Regions from separate parts of the Mus musculus genome. Here regions 1 and 3 are each linked to region 2. The links are chromatin loops, found by intact Hi-C in ENCODE. Cell type or tissue: heart. All regions are shown on one strand.

Region 1 (8,000 bases), 52 kb after region 2:
GGGCCCCTTGTGGGTGGGACCATCCCTGGGCTGGTAGTCTTGGTTCTATAAGAGAGCAGGATAAACAAGCCAGGGGAAGCAAGCCATTAAGTAACATCAGCTCCTGCTTCCTGACCTGCTTGAGTTGCAGTCCTGACTTCCTTTGGTGATCAACAGCAATGTGGAAGTGTAAGCTGAATAAACCCTTTCCTCCCCAACTCGCTTCTTGGTCATGATGTTTGGGCAGGAATAGAAACCCTGACTAAGCCATAGAATAAAGGTGGTTTTCAGTAAGAAGTTTCTAAGATCCGTGATTCCCAGGAGTAACTGAAGTGGAGACTTCTTAGCTGTACAGGTGGATTAGCTTTGCCGAGAGGCATAGGTGAGAGGAAGTAGGAAAGGATGTATTAGTTGCCTATTGCTGTGTAACAAAGTACTCTAAACTCAGTGGCTTAAGACAGCTGTTGAACTTTTACTGGGGTCTGCTAGGAAGTCGTTTTGCTGATCTCACCTGGGATCTCATGTAGCTACAATCATTAGGCAACTTGACTGGATGATTAAATATAGGTTTACTCATGTGTCGAGCAGTTAGTGTTGGCTGCTATAGGATGTCTTTCTGTTTGTCTTTGAGGCTACTCTGCAGCATATGTGGGTTCTTTTACAAGCCTGAAGAAGAGTTTTGAGAGAGTGAGAATAGAAGCTTCCAGACCTCTTGACACTAGGCAGACTTCCTAGCTGGTTTGGGGCCACACAGGATTTCTTCTGTTCTATTCGGCTGGTCAAAGCATGCTGTGAGCCAGCTCAGATCAGAAGGCAGGAAAATGGATCCCCACCTCTGATGCGAGGAGGTGAAGCCATGTGGTTAGGTTGTGTATGGACAGGACTCCAGGTGGCCATTTTCGTAAGCCAGCCCCACCCTGGAAGGGCTTGCTTCACTCAAGCTCACTTCCTTTCCAGACTCACACTTCCTGGTCTCTGAGAAGTCCCTGCCTGTGGATATATTCATTCACTCAGGATTTGGACTCCTGGGCAGACAGTTCAACAGCTGCAAGCACTTCCATCAGTGCCCCTGAATAAAATTAGCTTGCTTTCTTGATGAGTGTTCTGAAAGCTCTCAAATCTCATGCTATTCCTCGTGGGATTTTGAAGACTATGAGAAAGGCAGCCTGGTGAGATGGAAAGGCACAGGTTTGGAGACTGGGTGGACATACATTTGGCCAGTTCCTCATTAGTTAAGACTGACCACATTTGATGGTTTTATTTCACTTTTAAAATTTTAGTTGTCTCATCCATAAAATGGATATTTCTATTTTTGTGCTTAGTTGGGGGAGTCATTAAAACATTGGTGGTTATTAGAATCAACTCTAAGGGTACCATGAATTCAAGATTCTTCGTGCAGTTTTCCTGAGACAAGCACACCAGCTGTTTCCTTTCACCATACAATGGTAGGCTGACCAAGTAGGACATATATCTTCATAAGAGTGCTCATCCTATTCGTCATGATTGCTGCACGCAGGGAAGATTAGAATGGGTTCCCTTCACTTATCTGAGCTTCTTGGTATGAACTAGAGGAGGGTTAGGAAAGCCAGCTAGGTGGTCTGCTCTAGATGACAAGAAATTCTGTTCAAGGGATACATGAGACAGCCAGAAACAATACAGGAAATCCTGTCACTGCTTAGGACAAAGATGTAGGGTCTGGATGCGAAGAGCAGGGTCTTCAACTTCTTAGGTCTTGGGCATCTTTTAACTTGTCTGAGCCTAGATTTCTATATGTATTGCTGGTGATCAGAATTTCATTTAGCAAGTGTCTTAGGGTTTTACTGCTGCAATGAAACAGCACGACCAAAAAGCAAGTTGGGAGGGAAAGGGTTTATTTGGCTTACACTTCAGATCACAAGCTATCATTGGGGGAAAGTCAGAACAGGAACTCAAACAGGGAAGGGGGACCTGGAGCCCGGAGCTGATGTAGAGGCTATGGAGGGGTGCTGCTTACTGGCTTGCTTCCTCTGCCTCCTAGAACCCAGTCCTACCATCCCAGGGATGGCACCACCCACAATGGGCTGGGCCCTCCCCCATTGGTCACTAATTGAGAAGAATACCCTAAACATGGAGGCATTTCCTCAACCAAGGCTCCTTTCTCTGAGATAACAGTAGCTTGTGCCAAGCTGACGCACAAAACTAGTCAGTACTGCAAGCTTGCTGAGATAAGATACTTTTGTTCAGTTTAGCTGAGTTCCTGGAGCATAGTAGGCTCACTGAAAATGGTAGCTTGTGATTGATTGTTCTTAGCCCTGTTTATGACGTGACTCTCTGTTTCCTGTGCGCTGGAGCACTCTACAGGAAGTGATGTGCTAGCTCATTGAATTCTTCAGATGAGCCGCCTCCTGGGATGTAATAGCTGTGTTTTAAAAAGCTGTGTGTCGAGTGAATTTTTTATAAGTTGAATCCTATTCACTGACCTGATTATTGATCTCAGTGAGAGAGTCCATGGGGGGGGGGGAAATGCAATAGATGGGGAAAAAAATGCAATAGATGTGAGCAAAGTTGCTGCAATCAGCGTCCACTGCCATTCTATCCAAGGAGGCGGGCCTAGGGATGTGGACATAGTGCATAATTAGTGACGGAGATGAGAAATCAGACTGTCTGACCCAGACTTGGTGAAAAAACATTGGGAAAGTGTACAAGGAGAATAGAAATCAGAAATATATGGAGGAAAATTATAACCAGTATCCAAGGGTGTACTGGCTGTTTTTGTATGTCAACTTGACACAAGCTGGAGTTATCACAGAGAAAGGAGCTTCCCTTGAGGAAATACCTCCATGAGATCCAGCTGTAAGGCATTTTCTCAGTTAGTGATGAAGGGGGAAGGGCCCATTGTGGGTGGTGCCATCCCGGGGATCATAGTCTTGGGTTCTATAAGAGAGCAAGCCGAGCAAGCCAGGGGAAGCAAGCCAGTAAGTAACATCCCTCCATGGCCTCTGCATCAGCTCCTGCTTCCTGACCTGCTTGAGTTCCAGTCCTGACTTCCTTTGGTGATGAACAGCAACGTGGAAGTGTAAGCTGAATAAAACTTTTCCTCCCCAACTTGCTTCTTGGTCACGAAGCAGGAATAGAAACCTTGTGCAGGAATAGAAACCTTGACTAAGACAAAGGGGGTAGGATAGGGTTAGGACATGAGGTCATATTATTTCTTGTGTCTATTTTGCAAAGGATCTATGGTGAACATGGATTGCCTTCATGACACTTAAAGTCAGTTTGGTAAAGAGGAAGTAAATTTAAAAGAGAAGTGTTGAAAGAACAGAGCCTCAGCAGCCAAGTGGATCTGGAGGAGGGACCTGTGTGTCCTGGACACGGGCAGATGTGACTGTAAATAGAGACTGACTTTCTTAAGCTTTGTGGGTGGAACATACATCTTGGTGGATGTGGGATGTTTTAAGGGGTGAAGGAGGGAGCAGGTCAACTGCTACATGATATTTGATTTACTTTGTTAGTATTTTTGCCTTGGATTCCATCTGTCATGGCCAACTGTAGAGACTAGGGCAAATCCTCAGAAACTCCCATCAGGGAATTTGGAAGAAATTATGAAATAAGAAAATATAAGTGCTTTTTATTGTTGTGGTGAAGTGCAGAGTGCTCCGCCATTTATCATCACCAGGAGTCCCTGACATTCCCACAGGCTTTCTGTAGCAGTGATGTGAGATGTTAAAGAGCACAGCCTTTTTACTTTAATACAAGGCTTCCTTGCTTGGCAGTCACTCACGATCATTCTCCCCTCAGGTCTGGGATCTCCACTACACACACCAGAAACCCTCAGGCCAGGTTCTTTTCTTGGAGCCAGCTGGGCCCCTCCTCCATCTCCAGGACGTCAGGCTGCTGGGCAACTTGCCCAGAAGTCCAGAGTTGCAGCTGTCTCCCTGGACATGAGCATAAGCAAAAGGATTCTCCCCAGGCCCCATGCGTTTGGCCTGGAGCAGAGCCTCTGCCAGCTCCCCTCTGCTGTCTGATCTGCAGCAGACCCTGGCTAGAGAAGGTCTTGTAGTGAGTTGTGAGTGTGTGGAGGGGTGTGGTTCAGGCATGTGACAAAGTTGCTGCAATCAGCATCCACTGCCGTTCTATCCAGGGAGGCAGGCCTAGGGATGTGGACACCGCACAGCTGGAGTTCCCTGGGACTGTTGTGGGCAGGAATGGAAGGCTCTGCTGAGCTCTGTTCTTTAGGTCAGGCTTTCTGCTTTTGTTTGCAGTCCCACGGAGAAGAGCTATGAGCCATACCAGGTCCTATGGTGCCTGATTATGTTGAAACTCACAGGACCCTCTGGGGAATATAGGGAAAGAAGTAGTCCTTGTTTAAAGGTGTACCCAAGTGATGGCAGCTCAGGAGGTTTGAACATGTCGATCTAGCTTTCGCCTTGTCTGCCTCATTCTCTCCAGGTACCTTGAAAGAAAGGTGTAGACCCTCTTACTCCCAAATGCAGAAGGTAGTCTGGAAAAGTGCATGATGGGATTTGACACCCAGGCTCCATGATGGGAGCCAGAGTTGGCCCTTTGCTCATGATGGAAACGTGGCTAGAGTCTGTCTCATCCCCAAGGTGCTACAGCCTGGAGGTGGCTCGGCTTCTGTCCCTATGGTTTTACCTTCCTTTGTTTCAGCACTCACAGTCCTTGGCACAGGGAGATGCTTGGAGAGGGTCTGGGTGCTATCTGTTAGTCACTATCACCCAGAACTGAGAAAACAGTAGCTGAATTTAAACCAGCAAGAGGCGGCTTCTGCCCAGTGAGGCTGTGGGAGGATTTGGTGTGATTCTCTCAAGAAGGGACAGCTGGCAGGACCAGTGGCCCATGGCACTATGCCAGCTTGACTTCTAATGTCATAAGAACTAACAGAAGAAGTGAGATGATTGGTGGGCCCTGCAGGGGGGGGGGCGGAGCCAGCCGTCGTGTGCAGCCAGTGCTGTGTGGGTTCTCACTTGGCGTTGCCCTGTACTCTGCAGTGAGGCGCCTGGGGTGATAACCTACCAAGTTCTCTACCCTGTGCTCCAGAGAACTAGGAATGTAAGATGCACGGAGTGCCACATGTAGCCACCCTCTTCCTGTCTCTTCACTAAATGTCTGCTGTATGGTCCTAGGTGAATACCTTGATAACATGTCTAAAATTAAACTTAGTTTCTTCTTGGAATGTTGCATCTTTCTCAAGACCTAAAAAATCCCAGATTTCTTCATCATTTCCTCTTTCATGGCTGCCTTGTACTAGTTTTTAGATCTTGCCTGTCTGCCTGCTTTCCTCCTTCCCTCCCTCCTTCCCTTCCTTCCTTCTCCCTTTCCTTCCCTCCCTTCCTTCTTCCCTTCCTTCCTTCCTTCCTTCCTTCCTTCCTTCCTTCTTCCTTCCTTCCCACTCACTTCTACCTTCCTAGCTCATGTGAAGACGAGTGAAAGTCTCCTAGCCAACCTTTCTGGTCCTGGATGGTTCATTTTAATCTTTGAGACCCATCTTGTTATGAAAAGTAATCCCTTTGGGCTGTCTCTACATCCTGGAGCGATAACTTGGTGTGGGTTTCCTCACAGTCCCTGAGGCAAGACAATAGAATGAGGGGGCACATCAAGGAACACATGCTAGACAAGGCCTGCAGTGGTACTCATTGGCCGGCCTCGTTTTCATGCTCAGATCCCCACTGTGATACACTTACAATGGCTTAGAAACTTCTGGGCTGTCTTCTCTCTGTAACCATCCATCTGTGACTGTGGCCCTTGTCTTTATCACCTGTCTGCTGGATGTTTAGGAATTCTGACTCTTTAATGGGGCCAAATTATCCTCTCAGAGGTAAAGCAGTCCCTGGTGCTAAAAGTCAGGGCATACTGATCAAGCTGAAGATAACTGACCCAAGCTATGCAGTAAGACGGGCATGGAGACCAAGTGTCATGGTGACTGCCCAGTCTAAACCCACAGCTCAATCACCTTGTGTGCAAGTCACTTCTCCAGTCTGGCCAGTCCAATCTGGCCTCTTTTTTTTTTTTTCAGATGTAGAATGTAGTCCAGTTCTGTGATCTCTGGGTTGTTCATCTCCTGGCTGTCCTCTATTTTCAAGGGAATTTGGTAAATGCTCTTTACTTTCTCAGTTATTTCCTTGCCTTGTGCCAAAAGGGTACCCATGAATTCTGGTTCAAGAGGAATTAGAGTGTGATCCACAGAAGAGACCTTGGAGATCACCTGATGTAACCTTCTACCTGATGGGCATCTGCAGCGTCTATAAAACAAAGCAGGCAGCAGATTGATTTTCTGTCAGACTCCTGGGGAGGGGCGATCCATTTGGTCCCAAGGGTTCAGAGCACTTAGTAAAGACCACCTGACTTCCCTGAGCATAGGAGGAGGGGTCCATCCATGTTAGAGATAGACAGAAAAGCCTGGCTGGATTCCACTACTGAGGGCATGGACTTTAATGGGCTTTTCTTTGTTCTTTCTCCTCTCCATGGGACCTTGGAGACTAATGGCTACTCAGTTTAGGAGAATGAGACTTCTTTATGTGTCCTGCTCAGGGGAAGGCCAGCCATATTTCATAGCTACAAAACAAGGGCAAGGCATTTTCTTGACAGCTGTGTAGTTGGATAAGGCTCTCTGTTGACTCCTTGGCATTTTCCATACAATGAACATCCAGGTTGAACATTGAACACAGACACACACAATCTAGACAATGATATGGATAACAGTTAGCTGGGAACACTGGGAGAGAGTTAGGGATCCCTAGGAGTCCTAAAGCTCCAGGAAGGGACCCAAGGAGCCAATTATGAAGTGATTATTAGAGTGAATTTGATATATGCTAGAGAAAGTTGTATTTTGGGAGACAATAGTCTGATATTTCTTCTATTTACAGTTTTTCTAGCCTTGTATCATAAGAGCAGGTCCAGTTGGATCCATGTGTTAATAATAAATAGTTGGACTTTACCAGAACTATCTGACTGGCTAGTCTAAGCTCATGTTTCCTAAAGTAGGATAAGTAACCCACTTGCATCAGCCCCACCTGCGAGTGTCTTTCAGAGAGTAGAACCAGAGTCAACGTAGCCTTACAGGACCACACAGTGGCATCTAAGTGCCTGCCTGAGATGGGATCAACCTGCCATCCAACCCTGTTGTGGCATCCACAACATCCTCTTTTATTTAAAGGTGATGTTAAAACAACACTGAGCAAGTGGTCAAAGGAGAATTCTTTAGAGAAAACATTCCCAAATGCATCTCTGTGTATCCTTCCTTAGGCCATGGCTTCCTTTGTCAGATCCTCTGTCACAGCAGTCACTGCACACACTGACCAGGACGAGGCTGCACTCTAGTGTGGGGAGGTTGCATCTATCACTGCTTAGCTTCATAGCTGCAGCAAGCTCCGCAGGGCTCTTCTATTTCTTCCCTTTTGTTTGGAAGGAGAGCCCTGGTTTTTTCTCTTTCTACTGTAGTTCTCAAACCAGTGTCTCCAGGCCTCTAGATTCTACCTTGAAGGCTACTGAGTTTTCCACAGTGTTTGTCTCAGTAGTGTCTGCCAGTTTACCCATGTGCTTTTGTATCACTGTCCCCAATTCCCAAAGAAACTAAAGAATCTGTGCCCCCTTTTCCCAAAACCTAGGAAAAAAAGAGTAGGTTTACAGGGAATGACAAGAAGGTCTTTCTGGCTTTGCATAGAGGCTCAAGTTGGAATTTTTGCCTCATGTGCTTAGCAGTTATGTGACCTCTGGCTGACCTAGATCATTCCATTTAACTAGTCCCCTTCTCTGTAAAATGAAAGATGGCCTCCTGTGATAGGTGCAGATTCCATAGAATAGTATACAGAACCTCCAGCTCTGTGCCTCACAATAGCATGTCTACACTTCTCCACCCCAACTCTTCTTTCCTGTGGCTCACCTCACTCTGTTGTCCCGTCTGTTAGGTCTCTCTTTCCCCACTGGCTGTAAACAACAACACAGCTCTCATTCTGTGCATATCTATGACCACAGGTTATAGGGTGGTTTGTCTAAAGATAGACTGCTACATCAGGTGTCCATAC
Region 2 (8,000 bases):
TTCTTTTTGAACACAAGAGTCCCATCAAGTCCGGAAGATGTTATTTTGCCTCAGCCCTCCTGAACTCCTCTGGCTTTTACGGTCTTTTCTCTTCTGTGATGAGCACCATGGAGACAGCATGTTATAAGTGTCTTATCCATGGCCGAGCACTCCATGGTCACTTCCTCTTGAGTTTCTGCATCAGCCATCATCCACTGCACAAAGAAACTTCTCTGATGAGGTCTGAAGATACACTAAGATACAGGGAGAAATATAGGAATTTGGAGGACAGTTTGATACCGTGTCCAGAAATTATAGTATTACGTTTACCCCTAGGACATGTGAGCTCCCCAATCATGAGTTCTTGGCTGTATTTATAGTACCTGTACAATACTCCTGTGGAGTGGGCCTTAAATCTAATCAGAAACCAGATGGTTACCCCCATGTCGTTCATGCCACCATTGCAGTTAATGCTGTAATTTACAGGATTTACAGCAGATGAGACAGTTGCTGATGACCCCCTATCTGGCAGCCTTTACAGCACCTCCTGGTACTATGATCGCTGTCCAGTAGGGAGGAAGCCTCCTGGTCAATACTGACTTTATTTTTTCAGGTCTTATGACAGTGTTTGTGCTATCTTTAGCAATAAGGTCTTATCAAGGTCTGGGGAGCAGCCAAGGGCAATGACCTTAGCTTGTGTTGTTTTGGGGGGTCTCTGAGAGAACTGTGACCAATGACTAGAGGAGAAGTATCCCCTACTGGCCCTAGACTTTTTATTTGGCAACTTATGGTTTCTGGGATAACTCCAATTAAACTCCAATTAAATAGTAGGCTTCCATATGGCTTTATCCTTTAAAAAACCTACAATAATCAAGTGAGTTACTGGCCATATTTACAGTACTCTGCATGTGTTTAACTTGTGGAATGAGCCTTAAATCTAATCAGAAAGCAGATGGTTACCTTCCTAACATTGATGCCACTATTGCGGTTCACAGGATTTACAGTGCGTAAGGTAGTTGATGATTTCCCTGATTGGCAGCCCAGCAGTTATTTCGCAGAGTGAGTTTCTTTTTTTGACAGTATGTTAAATGGCTAAGCATGAGGAGGTTTTGAGTCAACATGGCTGGGTTAACTCATGACTCTAACACAGCTCTGTGACTTTAAATGAAACACTTAGTCTCTCTGCCTCAGCTGCCCTCCTTGATGAGAAACAAATAGCACATTGGTTTAGCTTATTCATGTTTATCTCTTAAAACATTAGCTACTAACTCTCAATCTCAATGATCAATTATCTACCTTTTGGAAAAGAAGATAATGCCCGAACAGTCAAGAGGAGGGCCGGGTCCTGAAAGGGTAGGTGGGTTCTGCGAGGTCCTGGAGAAAACACATAGTACCAGGCACTAAGACCATGTCTAGGCAGATGAAGCAAGAAGTTAGCTCCATTTGCCTTGAAGTTTTGTCCCTCGGCACTGGGGACAAACTTTTGTGTTAGGTTTCTCTGTGTACTTAGTTGTTTCCAGGCAGGAGGCAGGGAGGAGTTGGGCATCAGTGTGCCTTCTAAGGCCCTGCCTCCTCACCTTGAGGCTGCTGCCAGGCAGCTGAACTGGGCATCCTCTGAGGAGGCAGCCCTGCTGGCTCAGGCAGCCAAGCCCAAGGTGCTTCCTGCCTTGCTGGAGTTCTTTCTCTGTCAAGTAAGTTAAGGACTTCCATGGTCAGCCCTGAAAAATGGACATACTAATTGGCAAGCATTAGAAAGCTCTGGAGCTGATAAATCTTCAGACTTTGGGCAGTATCTGCTGAAATCTATTCTTATTGACCACGTCAGGCCTGAAGGATCCAAGGGTGGTAGTGAAATTCAATCTTAACCTATGGAGGGAGCGGCTGAGGTAGTTAGAACTCTTGAAGGGGCTGGTAGATAGAGAGTAGATCCCAGGTCAAATGTTAAAGAGAGTCCTCTTTTTAGGCAGTAAAAGTGATTGTAGCTGCCACTTCAGAAAGAGTGGAGATAGTCCAGGTCTGAAACATTAAATTGAGAGAATTTATGTCAGAGATAAATTATAGTCATCTGTAGGATGTAGTTTTTATTACCCTGCTTTAAGCTCTGGGTGGACCATGCTACCAGGCCCTCCCAGGTTCCCTTGAGTCCTCAGATGAAACACACACACACACACACACACACACACACACACACACACACACCACAAATGCCAGTTAATCTTAAAATGCCTTTGCTAGCTCAGTGACTGGACACTCCTAAACTTCCCCTGTTACCCCAGGTGTAATCTGATAGAGGGGCCATTGACCACTCCAGCTGAAAACTCCCATAGCTGGTTGGTTTTATCTCTTGCTGTTCACTTCTGGCCATTCATCTGGAAGGCAGGCACCCATTGGTACCTGTTTGTATGATGTGGGGAAAGGCAAATGGGTATAGGGACATCATGAGCTCTCTTGCACATATGTTCTTCTCTAGACAATATTCTGGGCATCTCGGAGAGGGTCACTGTGCATAGGCTGAGGGAGCTGCTCTCATTAGGGGCAGATGGTGCTGAGCTTGTGAACACAGAGTGGGGAAGATGGACTAGGCTGCTCTCAGGGCTTGATGGGGTCTAGTGAAGACTCCTAAGGACTCAGGATGTTAGGCACTTACAAAGTTGGGATTTGAGAGCCTTGGAGCCTATGTGCTTTACACATTCTTTACCAATGGGAGGCAGCTTCAACCAGAGGCCAGCAGGTGTGGTTGGCAGGATGCTTGAGAGCAAGAGCAAGCCCTGGGAATGTGCAAGTATGAGGGTTTTTAAGGGCTGAGTTACCACAGGAGAATAAAAGATCTGAAGCCCAAGCCAGTGCTCTCTTGTCTCTGTTGCGGATACTTATTTGGTTCAGTTAGAAAAGTCCTTGATTATGAGGCAGTGTAACTTACTCAACAAATGCCTATTGAATAGGAATAACCACACAAGCTCTTTTATGAGCAAAATGGAAACAGTGATGAAGGGAAGGGATGCATGGTTGGAAGGTACCATGAAAGCAGCGAAGAAAATACTCTCTGTGGACTTGGACTTAGATGATCTTAAGGATGAGAGGGAAATGGACCTATGAAGGCAGAGCACAGAAGAGAGGAGAGTAGGGGAAATAATGTTCACGTGAAAGAGCTATGTCTGTATATATTATGAGTGCGTATGAGGAAAGACAGGAATGAGACAGAAAGCTGGCAACACTGGCTGATGGAGACTAGGGGCTTTACCCCTATTGGGCTGCCATTGGGAGATCCCAGTAAGCAAGGCAACGTTGCTCAATGTCTCCTGGCTGAGGTCACTTAGTCGCCTGGGTGTTAGCAGGGCTGCAGGCCATGATTGTTTCAATATGTTCTCTTCCTGGCCTTCTCAAGGGAGCAGTGGTAACTTTATTTTTACCCACCTCTCTGTTTTGGGTATATGCCAGCTTAGTAGCTCTGTGCTTCCAGTTGGGAAGGAACTTCTGTTCAAAGTGCTAAATGGGTGGAGTCTTTCCGCCACAGTAGAAGCCCTGCAGCACTGCTGCCCCTCCTGGGTGTTGACCTTGGCTGTTGAGGGTATGTTCCTTGATTTAATGTTTTTTTTTTCTTCCTCTGCTTTTTAAGTTCTGTCCTGGTACTTCTGAATAGCCAAGGGTTTCTTTAAGGAGCTAGAGCCAGGGTAACATATGAGTTGGGAGTGAGCAAGTTGTCATGGGAATGTAGGTCTTTACTTCAGTTAGATTTACTTTCACTTTATCATAAGTACCAGAAGCTTCATAAATTTAAATTGGTTTCTAGGAGCAGATCCAAGACCAGGAACATTTCTCAGTGTGGAAGAATAGGTTGTCAGCAAAGTTAGGGGTGCGTTTTTCAAGATAAAAATCTATTTATCTGGGTGTGGTACTGTATTGTAGAAGTGTAAGCCAGATAAATCCTTTCCTCTATCAAGTTGGTTTTAGTTGGCATTTTATCATAGAAACAGAGGCTCAAACGAGGACAGTGATTGAATGAGAATCTCAGTGTCAGGCACAGGTTACATCTCTATGATATATTAATCAGAGAGGCCCTGAGGCATCTAAAGCAATATAGGCTGCCATTGCTCCTGGCTGGCCAGCAGAACTAGATGGGAAGACTGGATTGTTAAACAGACCATACATACATGGGTTGCAGGACACAGAGAAATCACTCTTGAACTGACCAGTAATAGTGGGAAGGGTGCTTATGGTGGTAACCAACTTCTCCCTTGATTGGATTTGAGGCTTACTCAACAGGAAGGACTTCTTGACTGGTACTATAGGCTTGGTCAGAACTCATGGAGCTGCTGGCTGCTGAGAGAGTGGCCATTGGAAGGTTGTTCTTGCCCATGTGCATACGAGCAACATTAATTGGACTCAGTGGGTTAAAATTAAGATGTTATAAAAGAAGGAAGTGAAGTTGGAGGGAGATTTGCTGGGGAATGGGTCTTGAGGAGAGTTGGAGGGGCATAGTGAAGGGTGGATATGATCAAGATACATTTTATACATCTATGAAAATTTCAAGGAATAAATAAAAAATGAAGATAAAACTGTCTAGACCTTTTAATTAAAAAAAAAAGAACCTGGGAATATAGTCCAGTGATAATGATTGTATTATAACTTGGTTTTGTTTGTTTGTTTAGGATATAGATTCTTTTTATTTGCCAGAATATTATAGGAACATCTTCATATCAGCCCCTACACTAGTATAGCTAATGTTTTACAAATCAAGAAACTGAGGCAAACAGTCTAGTGTCATGCCCAAGTTGTTTGGTTTATATAATGCTGTGCATAGTAGGGTTCTAGCCTGGTTTTTTTTTTCTTTTTTTTTAATATTTTTTTATTACATATTTTCCTCAATTACATTTCCAATGCTATCCCAAAAGTCCCCCTTACCCTCCCCCCCCACTTCCCTACCCACCCATTCCCTTTTTTTTTGGCCCTGGCGTTCCCCTGTACTGGGGCATATACAGTTTGCATGTCCAATGGGCCTCTCTTTCCAGTGATGGCCGACTAGGCCATCTTTTGATACATATGCAGCTAGAGTCAAGAGATCTGGGGTACTGGTTAGTTCATATTGTTGTTCCACCTATAGGGTTGCAGATCCCTTTAGCTCCTTGGGTACTTTCTCTAGCTCCTCCATTGGGGTCCCTGTGATCCATCCAATAGCTGACTGTGAGCATCCACTTCTGTGTTTGCTAGGCCCCGGCATAGTCTCACAAGAGACAGCTACATCTGGGTCCTTTCGATAAAATCTTGCTAGTGTATGCAATGGTGTCAGCGTTTTTCTTAACCTAAGTAAGCCCTGTGTCCTCTGCATTCCAGCACTGGGGGCTCTGATGAGACGAGCTGGACCCTTGGTATTGGAGGTAGAGCCAGGTGGTGAGCTGTTCATACTTGTGCTGGGGTTTCTCCTAGCCACCAAAGCACCTGGGGCTGTGATCCTAGGCTTCTTTCTGCTTTGAAGCTAAGTCACCTCTATCCTTTCTGGAGTTCACATTAACATCTGCTCATCACCGAGTAGATCCCTCCTCTTGCTCTGCCATTCCATCTTCAGTCCTCTGCAGAATCGGGGGAGTGAAAGATGGGAGATCAAGTGACAGATGAAAGGTCAGAATTCAGACATCTTGGACTTCATTCTGATCTGCATAGTCCAGAGTGAGAGAAGACTGGTCAGTATATGGACAGGGGTTTTTCTGTGGTCCTGCTGCTATGAGCTAAGGCTATAGGGGCTATAGGAAAAAAACCTTTTCCCCTGAGCATATGGAGGGTGGAAGAATAAAAAGTTATATGTATAAAGAAGCAAAGCATCTATAAAGTCATCTCTGGGGAGAGAAGAAAGAGAGTGGTTTCAATGGGGGGGGGGAGAGAGAGAGAAAGAGAAAGAGAGAGAACATTGAGAATATTAAAGGTCACAGGCTAGTGATGTAATTTCTCTTTTTTCGCTATTGCTCTTTATTTTTGGGGACCGCATCTCACTGAACTTGGAGCTTATCAATTTGCCAAGAGTAGCTGTCAACAAGCTCCAGGAATCCTCCTGCCTCCACCTCCCCAGTGCTAAAATTACAGATGTGCTCCACCATGCCTGGCTTTTGCGTAGGTACTGGGCATCTAAACTTAGATTCTCATGCTTGCTTGACAAGCGCTTTACCAACCGAGCCATTTCCCCAACTCCTCTGTGGAGTTTCGTTCAGTCGTAAAGAAGAACAAAAGTACATCACTGCAGGAAAATGGATAGAACCGGAGCTTAGCACAGTGAAGTAAGACAGGCTCAAAGGAGAAGGACTGCACATTCCCCCTCGTATGCTAAATCTAGATTAAAAGTGCAGTTGTATGGTCTGAAAGCAGAAGGGACATTTGAGAAGAGGGAGGGAGCTGTGGTGCAGGGGAACAAGAAGGTAAGAGGGGGAACCATGAGCAGAGGGTGTTCTAATGTTTTCATTGTCCTGCAGGACAATGAAAACATTATAATGAAAGGCATCATATTACACGATGAATATGTGCTAATAGTATGAGGTTTTTGTTCCGTTTGTTCCTTTGTTTGTTTGTTTGTTAACGTGATTTAAAAAGTGCCTGGAAAGGCTTCCTGCCCAGACCCCTCTGACCCTGGCAGTGCTTGGACACCGCACATTTTCACTCACTTTTTCCTTAGTAAAAGATAGCTGGTCTTTTAATGAACGCCAAAATAACTCACCCAGGTGTTAATTTAAGACTCTTCCGGAAGAAGTAGAGGAACGGTAGGCAGTGTGGGGGGACTGTGGGAGGGAGTGGGGGCGGGTGGTGTCTAGAGTGAACGGCATGACTCACTTGGTGAGAGGAATGCTGGGATGGCTTCCTGGAGGAGAGAAGCACTTAACACAGTGTGAAGGCCAAGGGTGCGGTTTCAGGAGCTGTGGCCTGGCATTCACCAAGATACTGAACATAAGTTTTTAGCTTCTGGGATAATGGAATTAGCTCCAGTAGTACACTGTGCAAAGCCGTTATTAACTTACAAGTTTTAATAATTATTTCTCAGAAGCCCTTTCACTTTGGTGTAGTATGTCTTCCCAGGACTTTAACATTTTTAAAAAGGACATTCAATTACTATAAAAGATGAAGCCCCTTTAGATTTCAAGTTGCCTTAGGAAGGCACCCCCTCTCTCCTCAGAGACACAGGGACTCCTCTCAAGGATGCCCTGGAGGCTTGCCTGAGAACAGCACAGTGGCGGCAAAGGAGGGGGTCTTCCCACAGGGAAAGTTCCCACTGCAGAACTTTCCAGGTCTGAGAAATCTTCCTCGGGGAAGCCAGGACACTGCCCTCAGTGTCAGAGCTGGATATGGGGAGGCTGAGTGGTGGGCCTCCCAGTCAGGGTACAGGATAAGGGACCACAGGTGGCAGGTGTTTCTGGTGGCTACTTAAAAGGAGCCCTTGGTGGGGCTGAGGGGGTGGGGTCGGCCTTAACTGTGCTCCCTGTGATGTAAGCAGGGATAGCTATTCTTAGGATCCAGGGAAACTTTAGCAAGTGAGTGGGGATTACACCATCTCTGTGGGAGTGAGGGATATGAACATCTTACAAGTGCTGTGCCTACACACCCTCACAGCAAGCCTCTGCCCTGACACAGACCCTGGGTGTTACTATAGCTTCTGCATGGGTAATGGCAGCTGATCATTTAGGCCAGATGTAAATGGCTCAGCTGCAAATAAGTAGCCATGGAGCACTAATAACAGTAAGCAACTTTAATTTCTCACATTTTATAACTGAATCATTTGAATATTAAACACCCAGTTTTTCTTTAACTCTGAAAATAGTTTCTTACTTAAGTTTCACAATACTGGGAGGAAGCTCCAATTCTTTGTAGTTTATAAAGCACATCTAACACCTTATTTGATTTTTTTCCAACAGTACATCTGTATTTATTTCATAAGTGGGAAGTGACCCGATGAGTGGCTAGCTAGACACTCACTGTTTATCCATCAAGCAATGATATTGAAATGTGAGCTCAAAGCTCCGGATTCCATCTCTACCGTCCCTTCC
Region 3 (8,000 bases), 150 kb after region 2:
TACAGCTTTGTTTTTAGCCACATCTGGGCCGGGCTACAGTGGGCCCCATGTGAGGAAAATGTATGCAGTATAACCATAGCCTATAACCAAAGAGAAGGGTGGGCCTCTTCCATAGGTGGGCTGTGTGTAGAATCAAAGGTCTGTAACCGGGTTCAGGGCTTACAGAAGGGAAAGGGGTGGATACTTTACAGTGTAGGCTCTTCTCTAGATACTGCTTCCTCGGAGCCTTGGCTAACATTTAACATATTAGACCTGAGAAGGATCTTAAAATACCTACCTTCCACACATGGTGAGACGCCTCAGTCTTGTGTGATGGCAGCCATCGTCACTTCACAATGCCCACTTAGAAGCTGACGTCCACAAGAAGTATCAGGAAACAACTGTCATTGTTTTACCTCCTGCTGTCCAGGTTGAGGAAGGTCCTTCCTCTTCCCATCTTCACAGGGAGAGAACTTACTCAGAAGAGTCCCTGATACAACTGATTAAATGACTGGGAAACCGTGGCTTCTCATTTCTGAAGAAAGAGGGCTGTCCTGAGGCCTCTCCAGTCAGCCTAGTTTTTAATGCCTGCACACAGCTCTTCTAAGAAGAAAGTGAATATTCCTAATTTTGGCAGAATTTCCAAGCAGTGAGCAGGGTGACCTAGTGGGGCTTCCTTCCTAGTTTTGGAACCAGAAGAGTATTTTTGCTTTACCTAGAATGTTCTATTTGTTTCCTACATAAACATGTACTTTGGAAGTACCTAAAATAAGGCAACCCCTTCATCTCTCCCATGGCCCTCATTTTCATACCTTTGGTTGTATGTATATTTATTCTTGCACGGTTACATTCTCTTCACATTTATGGGGCCGTGCCAGTGCAGTAATAAAGGTGTGCTGAATGACACTTAGCATTTGTCCTGGGTGCCAGTGACCAATTGTGACACCTATGCATATCTTTAACCTCTGACCTCCGTTTATATTTGAACAAAACACAGATTTGGGACTGACTCGGTACCATCTGCCTTCTTCTCCCATGTTGCATTTGTCACGCTCAGTACATCCCCTTAACAGAAACATCTTTCAAGGGGTGACAGGGTGGTGTGGCCACGGTCACAGCTGTGATAGCTGTGGCAGTGGCAGTGGAGGTGGCTGAGATATAGAGAAACCTTCTAAGGAGACCCATCCAAATCTTCACAGCAGTTTGATAAAGGCCCATGCTAAAAATACTTATTGCTTTTTTTTCCCTGAAACTTGCCACACTGGATAATATCAGAGCCTTTCCCTTTCATAGTTCAATGGTTCTGAAATACCACTTGCTGTTTTGTTCTCCGTGCTCCCATTGTGTCTGTAGTAGGTCCTCCTCCAGCATTGTTGCATTTGGGGGTTGTGGGGAGTAACAAACTTTTCTTAGATACTCTCCTAAGTACCTCTCAGCTTTAAGACGCCACGCTGCTGCCAAGAGGGTTAATGGATATAATGAGCGGTGCAGGTGACGGTGCCAGGCCAGTGGGCGCCCCCATCCCCCACTTCCACAGTGTAGGTTTCTTCTGCGTGACTGAACTCCTGGTGTAGTCTTCACCCACTGCAGCCTGCTGAAGCCATGCCACATGTCTGGGATACTCTCTTACTGTCCTAGTTTGTGGTTCTGATGCTGTGATACAAGATTCACCAAAAGAACTTGGGGTTAACAAGTTTTGGGTTTGTTTCATTTTATACTCCTGAGTCAGAGTCCCTCACTGAGTGAAAGGAGGGCAGGAACCCAAGGCAGGACCCTGGGAGCAGGAACCATAGAGAAAAACTGTTTACTGGCTTGTCTACCAACTTCCTTATACAACCCAGGGCCACCACTCACCATGGGCTGGGCCCTCCTACATCAACAGCCAGCTAAGAAGACGCCCCACATACATGTACACAGACAAGTTGGATGAGAGTCCCTTCCCCATGTGTGCCTAGGACTGTGTCCAGTTGACAAAACCAGCACACTTGTGTGTAGACTTGCTTCAAATGATTTCCTATAACTTCTAATGAGACCACAGTAAGAACTGATATTTGAGAGAAGTTGGGAATTAAGGTATAGACTCATGGGATCCTTATAAGTAAGCTGGTTGTGCAGTGCCTAGATAAGTGAAAAGAGGTCAAATTGAGGTCCTACCTGCTGGATTGGATGGGAAGGGGAAGCCTCCACAGGAAAGGGTCTTTGAAAACAGTATCCATCCTTGAAGTCGCCTCAGAGCATAATGGCCATTTCTAGTGTCCTAAGGGAAACCATTAATCCTCTCTTGTCATCTTCTACATCAAGCCATTTACTCTCTGCTTTGTATCACAACTAGGAGTTTGTCTCTTTAATTTAATTTTGTTTATTTTGTTACTTTATATTTTGTGTCTGAGTGTTTTACCTGCTCGCATGTCTGTGTACCTGTGACACAGAGTACAGAGGAGAGTGCTGGGTCGCTTGGAGCTGGAGTTGTTACAGGTGGTTGTGAGCCACCACATGTGCTGGAAAGTGAACCTGGATCCTTTGGAAGAGCAGTCAGTGCTCTTAACCACTGAGCCACCGCCTCTCCAGCCCCATGTCTTATTCCTTTGTAAACATAGGGGCAGAAATATTTCCTACCTATTCAAATGCACATGTGTGCATTTTATTTTCTTGCAATTTTGTACAAATAAAGTAACGGAAGCTTTCATGTTAATTGCTCCAAGAAAAGATACATGGGTACCACTGACTTCACCTAGGCCTCGGGCCCTGGGAAAGGGCTGTGTGCATGTGTTCTTTGAGAATGTTTGCCCTGCTAGCCATTTTAGCATTTCAAGACATCCCCAGGATGCCCCATTGCTGGGCAGTCTTCACTTCTGTCTGTTTATTTCTCTCTCTCTCTCTCTCTCTCTCTCTCTCTCTCTCTCTCTCTCTCTCTCTTTCTCTCTTTCTCTCTTTCTCTCTTTCTCTCTTTCTCTCTCTCTCTCTCTCTCTCTCTCTCTCTCTCTCTCTCTCTCTCTCTCTCTCTCTTCCCCCAAGCTATAAATAGTTCTGATCACTCCCTAGAGCCCAAAGCAGAGCCAAAGTGGGGTGGCCAGAATCAGGGTGGTCAGTTGAAGTGAAATTCCACTAGCTCCCCTTCTGTACAGGACATGGGTCCATTGTCTCTTTTCTTCCCCTGACCTCCAGCCCAGTGTCTTGGAAGCCAGCAGTTGCCTGACTCCACAGTCATTTGTCAAAGTGAAGTGCTTTTGTAGTAATCACAATACCAATGCATGATATGTGTTTGACGGTCAGCTTTGAAAGTGTTCTCACACCCACAGCCTTTCCTTTCACACAGAAAATTTTGTACCAGAGCAGAGACCCACCTAAAGTTACCCAGTCTGTGGTTCATCCCTTGGTCTACCGTTTGCTTCATGTGGTAAGGCATGGGTATGGGTAAGCATCAGTTTAAGCCCTGCCCCGCAGGTAGAAAATCTACATGTGAAGAGTTTTGTCTGGGAGAGAGAGTGGTAGACAGCACCAGAAAATGGCATTTTTCTCTAAGGCCAGTGCTGCCCCCACCCTACATATACACAGGGGAGGATGGGAAAGAGGGAGGGAGACATATATATATATATACTGGCAAATGCTCACACACTCATTTGTACTAGCAAATGCAGCCATACACAGCCTGTCTTTTAGAGACTTCTTGTCATACAGGAGAGACGGTAACATGTGCCAGCATCCTATAGAGCAGCTCAAGGGCCTGAGGACAAGTGTAACTTTCTGCATACCCTCACCACTGCTGTGGTAAATGACCATGCACCAGGAAGGCTGCTGGCCGGCTGTGTCGAAGTCTCCGTGGGATTCCCTTGTCTCTGCCTTTTTTGATGGGAGGGAGGTTTCTAAAAGAGCTGCCAACCTCCCAGGAGGCCAGGAGGGCAAGGTCCTCACTGGGCAGTTTGTAATTTCCTGCTTTCTCTAGAGAAAGGTTCTAGGCCACTGGTCTCCTCCCCTCCTCCCCAGACCTAAGCCAGCGAGCCTCTCCACCTCTTGTTGACTGGGTTCAGGGCAAGGAAGTATGTCGCTTCCCCGCCTCCTTGACACAGAACACCGCGTTCTGAATTATTTCCAGCCTGCCGGCCCTGGGAATTTGTACTTACTTCTCATTTCCTCCCCTTGCACATTAGAAATATTAGATCCCGAAAATAATCCAAGTCATAATGTCCTGCTGGCCGTGTGTGAAGGTGTATTTCCCCCAAAGCTGTTCCGCTGTTTCTCTCTCTCTCTCTCTCTCTCTCTCTCTCTCTCTCTCTCTCTCTCTCTCTCTCTCTCTCTCTCTCTCCCCCCCCCTTTCCTTTCTCCATTATCTTGTATTTCAGCTCCAACTTGTATCCTGACTGGAACGTTCTTTGGGGGAATGTGGGTGAACAATATGGAGGGAGGGTTGTGAGGAGTGTTTAGGGTCTGGGGGGTCTCTGACTCTCCACTGTGGTCCTGTCACAGGGTCAGAGGGCATAAATCCCACAAGTGCTATGTGTAAGATCTACCTGTGAAGCCTGGGCTCATGAATGGATCCCAGAAAAGGAATTCCAATCAAAAGCAGGGTGTCTGTCCAGAGTGGCCACAGAGCGGCACCTAAGAAACATTCGTTAACTAATTTATCAATAGTCACTGAGTGCTGGCCACATACAGTGCACCCTGCCATCTTCTGGGTAGCATTGGATGGGAACATAGATGCAGTTCTCCATACCTTATAAGAAAGAGATGGCTTTGATTCTTGGGTGAGTCAAGATACCAAGGTACTTGCTCTTACTGAGGTAGAGTAGGGTTAGCAGGTAAGTGCAGGAGAGAGTAGGTGTAGTCTAAGCAAAACAGAAAGCATGTTAGGTCTGATCTTAGAAGTAGAGGAATGGCTAGGGTACTCTCTTCCTTCATTCTTTTGAAGACAGACTCTTGCTATGTAGCCCAGGTTAGCCTCAGACTCAGGATTCTCCTCCCCCTGCCTCTTGAGAGTTAGATTATAGGCATGTACTATCAGTGTGGGCTTGAGTCCCCTTTTGGAAGAGCCAAGAACTCTCTGGCATAATTTGTAAACTACAGCAAGGTGTGTCTGTTTAGGGTAGGGAACTTCAAGCTTTCTTCCCAGGGATTTCGTTTTGTACCATCCACTTCCTTCTTTTTCTCCATCATGGCCCTCATCACCTAGTTCCTTCTTTCCCATTTCCTGCCCAGGCAGGTGCATGTCCTTAGCACAGCCCTTACCCACAGAAGCCAACCAAGGCTTCTACAGACAACACTAAGTTTGGAATCAGGGAAGCCTGGGTTTGAATCCCAGCTTGGCCATTCACTGTGTGCCGGGTTTTGGCATCTTTACCTGTAAAATATCAATCTTAGTACATGCCTTGGGATTATTGTGTGGATAAAGAAAACTGTGTGTGGTGCATCTGGTGTGCATGGATCCCAGAAGACTTACAGAGACAAGCCTAACATGGCCTATAAAGATGATATAAAGATGGGGTCCAGAAAAAGATGGATGGATGGAGAGATGGACTTTTCTTATGGGGCATATTGGGTAGATAGGAATTATAGCCTTATTCATAAGGATACCAGAGTAGACTATGGATAGCATGGACTACCATAGTGGACTATGGACAACAGAACATAAGGCCAGTTAGGGACCAGGTAAATGGAAGAATTAAGAAGGGATTCTTAAAATGGAGCTAGCCAATGGCTATCAGTCCCAAGGTCTCATGCTGGCATAGGGAAAGGAAATGGAGGCTTCTGACCATGACCTTGGACCATTGATGCTGAAGATTAGCTGATTTATTCGTATCAAGCCCAATGCTATGGCTAACTGGAAAATCAAATACACCCTCTCACGCTGAGGAAGAGACACCAAATCTCCAGGTGCCTATCACTGCTGTGGAACTTAGTTAGGGGCCTGTGTAGCTCGGCTTGGGTTTGTGGAAAGGAGAGAGAATGAACAGGGATTCAGCAACCCTAACGCACAAACTGTGGTCTGGCAATATCTGTGGTCCAGTGCTGCTGGAGCTGAGAATCCACAGGGAGGAAGGCAAGAGGCAGCTGGCAGGAGGTAGTGCCCACTTCTCAGATCGTGTGGCAAAGGGCCAGCAGTCTACTGCAGTGACTCTAAAAGTTGCTTCCCATGACTGGCTTAGGTCCTGTCAGGGCCACCTGAGAAGCCTGGGGGTTCTGCACCAGGTCCAGTCTTTGCTAGGATGGAGCTCTTTCTCAGCCTCCTTTACTGGCCTGTATCTTCCCAGCCTCTGCTGAGCATTCATTCCCATGGATGAGGATACCGCAGCTTTGAGACCTAGTCCATGCCCACAGTGACTCAGCCACAATTGTAAGAAAGAAAGGACTTGAGCTCAGAGTCCAGAGTCTACCTCCTGATACTTCCGTCCAGTGGTCCCAGCCCTATCCCTGCCATGCCCCAGAACCAGTCTCTTCCTGCTCCCTTAAGTCAGTCCTGCAGTGACTGGGTAGGTCCTTGTAATCCTTCCCTATATTTTTTGCTCCATTTAAAGTCCCTGAAGTTACTTCAGTCTGTATTCACTGATGTGGGCCTTGGCTCTCAATATGGCCTTCCTGGGGCCAGCTTTTCAAACAGGAGAGGAGGGAGGAGTCTGTGCCCCTTGGCTCTGTTTACACAGGCAAGGAGAAGATTGTGTCTGCAGTGGTAAGAGGAAAGTTGCTTCTTGTAGTTGAACCTGGAAACCCTAGGCCCTACCCATCCAGAGAAGGAAGATGCATCACTCAGAGAGCCTCACACACAAACACGGGAGGCTGTCTTCCCACTCCCACGTTTAATCATAGGGACGAACTTCCAGTTTGAGTGTGTTATGTTAGCTGGTTCTGGTGCCCAGGCCAGCGATAGTCTCCATTCCTCAAGGAGAACCCCAACTCAGGGGCATGAATTGTTCCAACCTTATCTCTGGGTCCCATTGGTTTTCTTAAACACAACTGAAGCTGAATCACTTTGTCATGGAAAGAGTTAAAAGCCACCCCCACCTGTAGTCAGGCATCTTAATTCCATGGAAAACTACCTGTAGTTAGAACAAGATAGCTTCTTCCTTCATGGTTATATTCCATGTTCCTCAAGAAATCCCAATGTGGTGCTCTTTTGCTAACTCCCAGACTCTCCTTAGTAAACCCTTTTTCCAGCAATGTTCTGGCATGTGGGGAGGGAGAGGGGGAGGGGGGAGGAGGGGAAGAGGGGGAGAGAGAGAGAGAGAGAGAGAGAGAGAGAGAGAGAGAGAGAGAGAGAGAGAGAATGAGAATGAATGAATCATCAACCTTCCTGGTAGAGAGGGAAAGGGGCTAGTTTCTACATGCTGACCAGGTTGGTCCCATCACAAGGTATTTATCCCACCTGCAAACTGGCTTTATCACGAGGTATCAAGAGTAGGCACAAGCTCCCCATTTGCCCTGTCTATCCCATCTGGTCTTCAAACTATGAGCTCACAAGCCTCATTTCTCAGTTGAACTGCAATGCCTGCAGGTCACAGCCAGACTTTTGATGACTCTGGGTTCCCAGGAGGCATATTCTGCCCTCCCTTGACTGTCTATCAGAATCAAACATTTTGAACATTGACTCTGAGCTGGCACAAGAGCACCACCTACTGCTGAGCAGTCCAAGGGCTCCTTTCTAAGTCCCTTGCTGTTTGGAACTGGAATTGTGGAGTTTCATCTCACGGCAGAGAGTTTGTAGCAGAACCCAGCATGGTCCTTCTACAGGAACCCTATCTGGGACAGATGGAGTGACAGAGAGGACATGAGAGGCAAATCCTGGAGACAAGGGAAGGAAGTGAGTCCAAAGGATGAGCCTGTGTCAGAGGGGAAGGAAGGGAATGCCAAGGCCGTGAGCTCAATGGCTGCCTGGGAGGGTTAAGGATGCAATCTGAAGTATTTTGGAGGAAGTCTAGATAGCCAAATGAAATGTAAAGTATGATGTTATCCAAGGCACAGAAGAGTGGAAGAGGTGAAGATTTCTAAAGCATGAATGTGCATCATGGGGTCCTTGCATTCTGTCCTACCCT

The links. Hi-C counts contacts between places; a loop is a spot of excess contacts. Peaks named below come from ENCODE experiments on the same cell type or tissue, not always from the same donor. Only the 100,000 strongest peaks of a DNase experiment are listed, where the experiment ranks them.
Region 1: a loop joins it to region 2, with 3 times the contacts of the local background. A loop is called at or near these places in 2 of 42 quality-filtered maps.
Region 3: it touches region 2 in a loop (8-fold over the local background); 2 of 42 quality-filtered maps call a loop at or near these places.

Annotation. Positions count from the first base shown.
Region 1 is chr16:34,437,163-34,445,162 of GRCm38, reverse strand. All of the region lies in intron 1 of Kalrn (kalirin, RhoGEF kinase), which reads left to right. Among named protein-coding and RNA genes, the nearest start is that of Kalrn, 73 kb to the left of the region's middle. In heart, no CTCF peak of the experiment used is centred here; a DNase peak (open chromatin) is centred at 3,892; H3K27ac peaks cover 1,886 bases.
Region 2 is chr16:34,489,500-34,497,499 of GRCm38, reverse strand. All of the region lies in intron 1 of Kalrn (kalirin, RhoGEF kinase), which reads left to right. Among named protein-coding and RNA genes, the nearest start is that of Kalrn, 21 kb to the left of the region's middle. In heart, a CTCF peak has its summit at 3,518; DNase peaks (open chromatin) are centred at 3,489 and 6,809; H3K27ac peaks cover 1,732 bases.
Region 3 is chr16:34,343,725-34,351,724 of GRCm38, reverse strand. All of the region lies in intron 5 of Kalrn (kalirin, RhoGEF kinase), which reads left to right. Among named protein-coding and RNA genes, the nearest start is that of Kalrn, 170 kb to the left of the region's middle. In heart, a CTCF peak has its summit at 7,581; a DNase peak (open chromatin) is centred at 3,954; H3K27ac peaks cover 2,158 bases.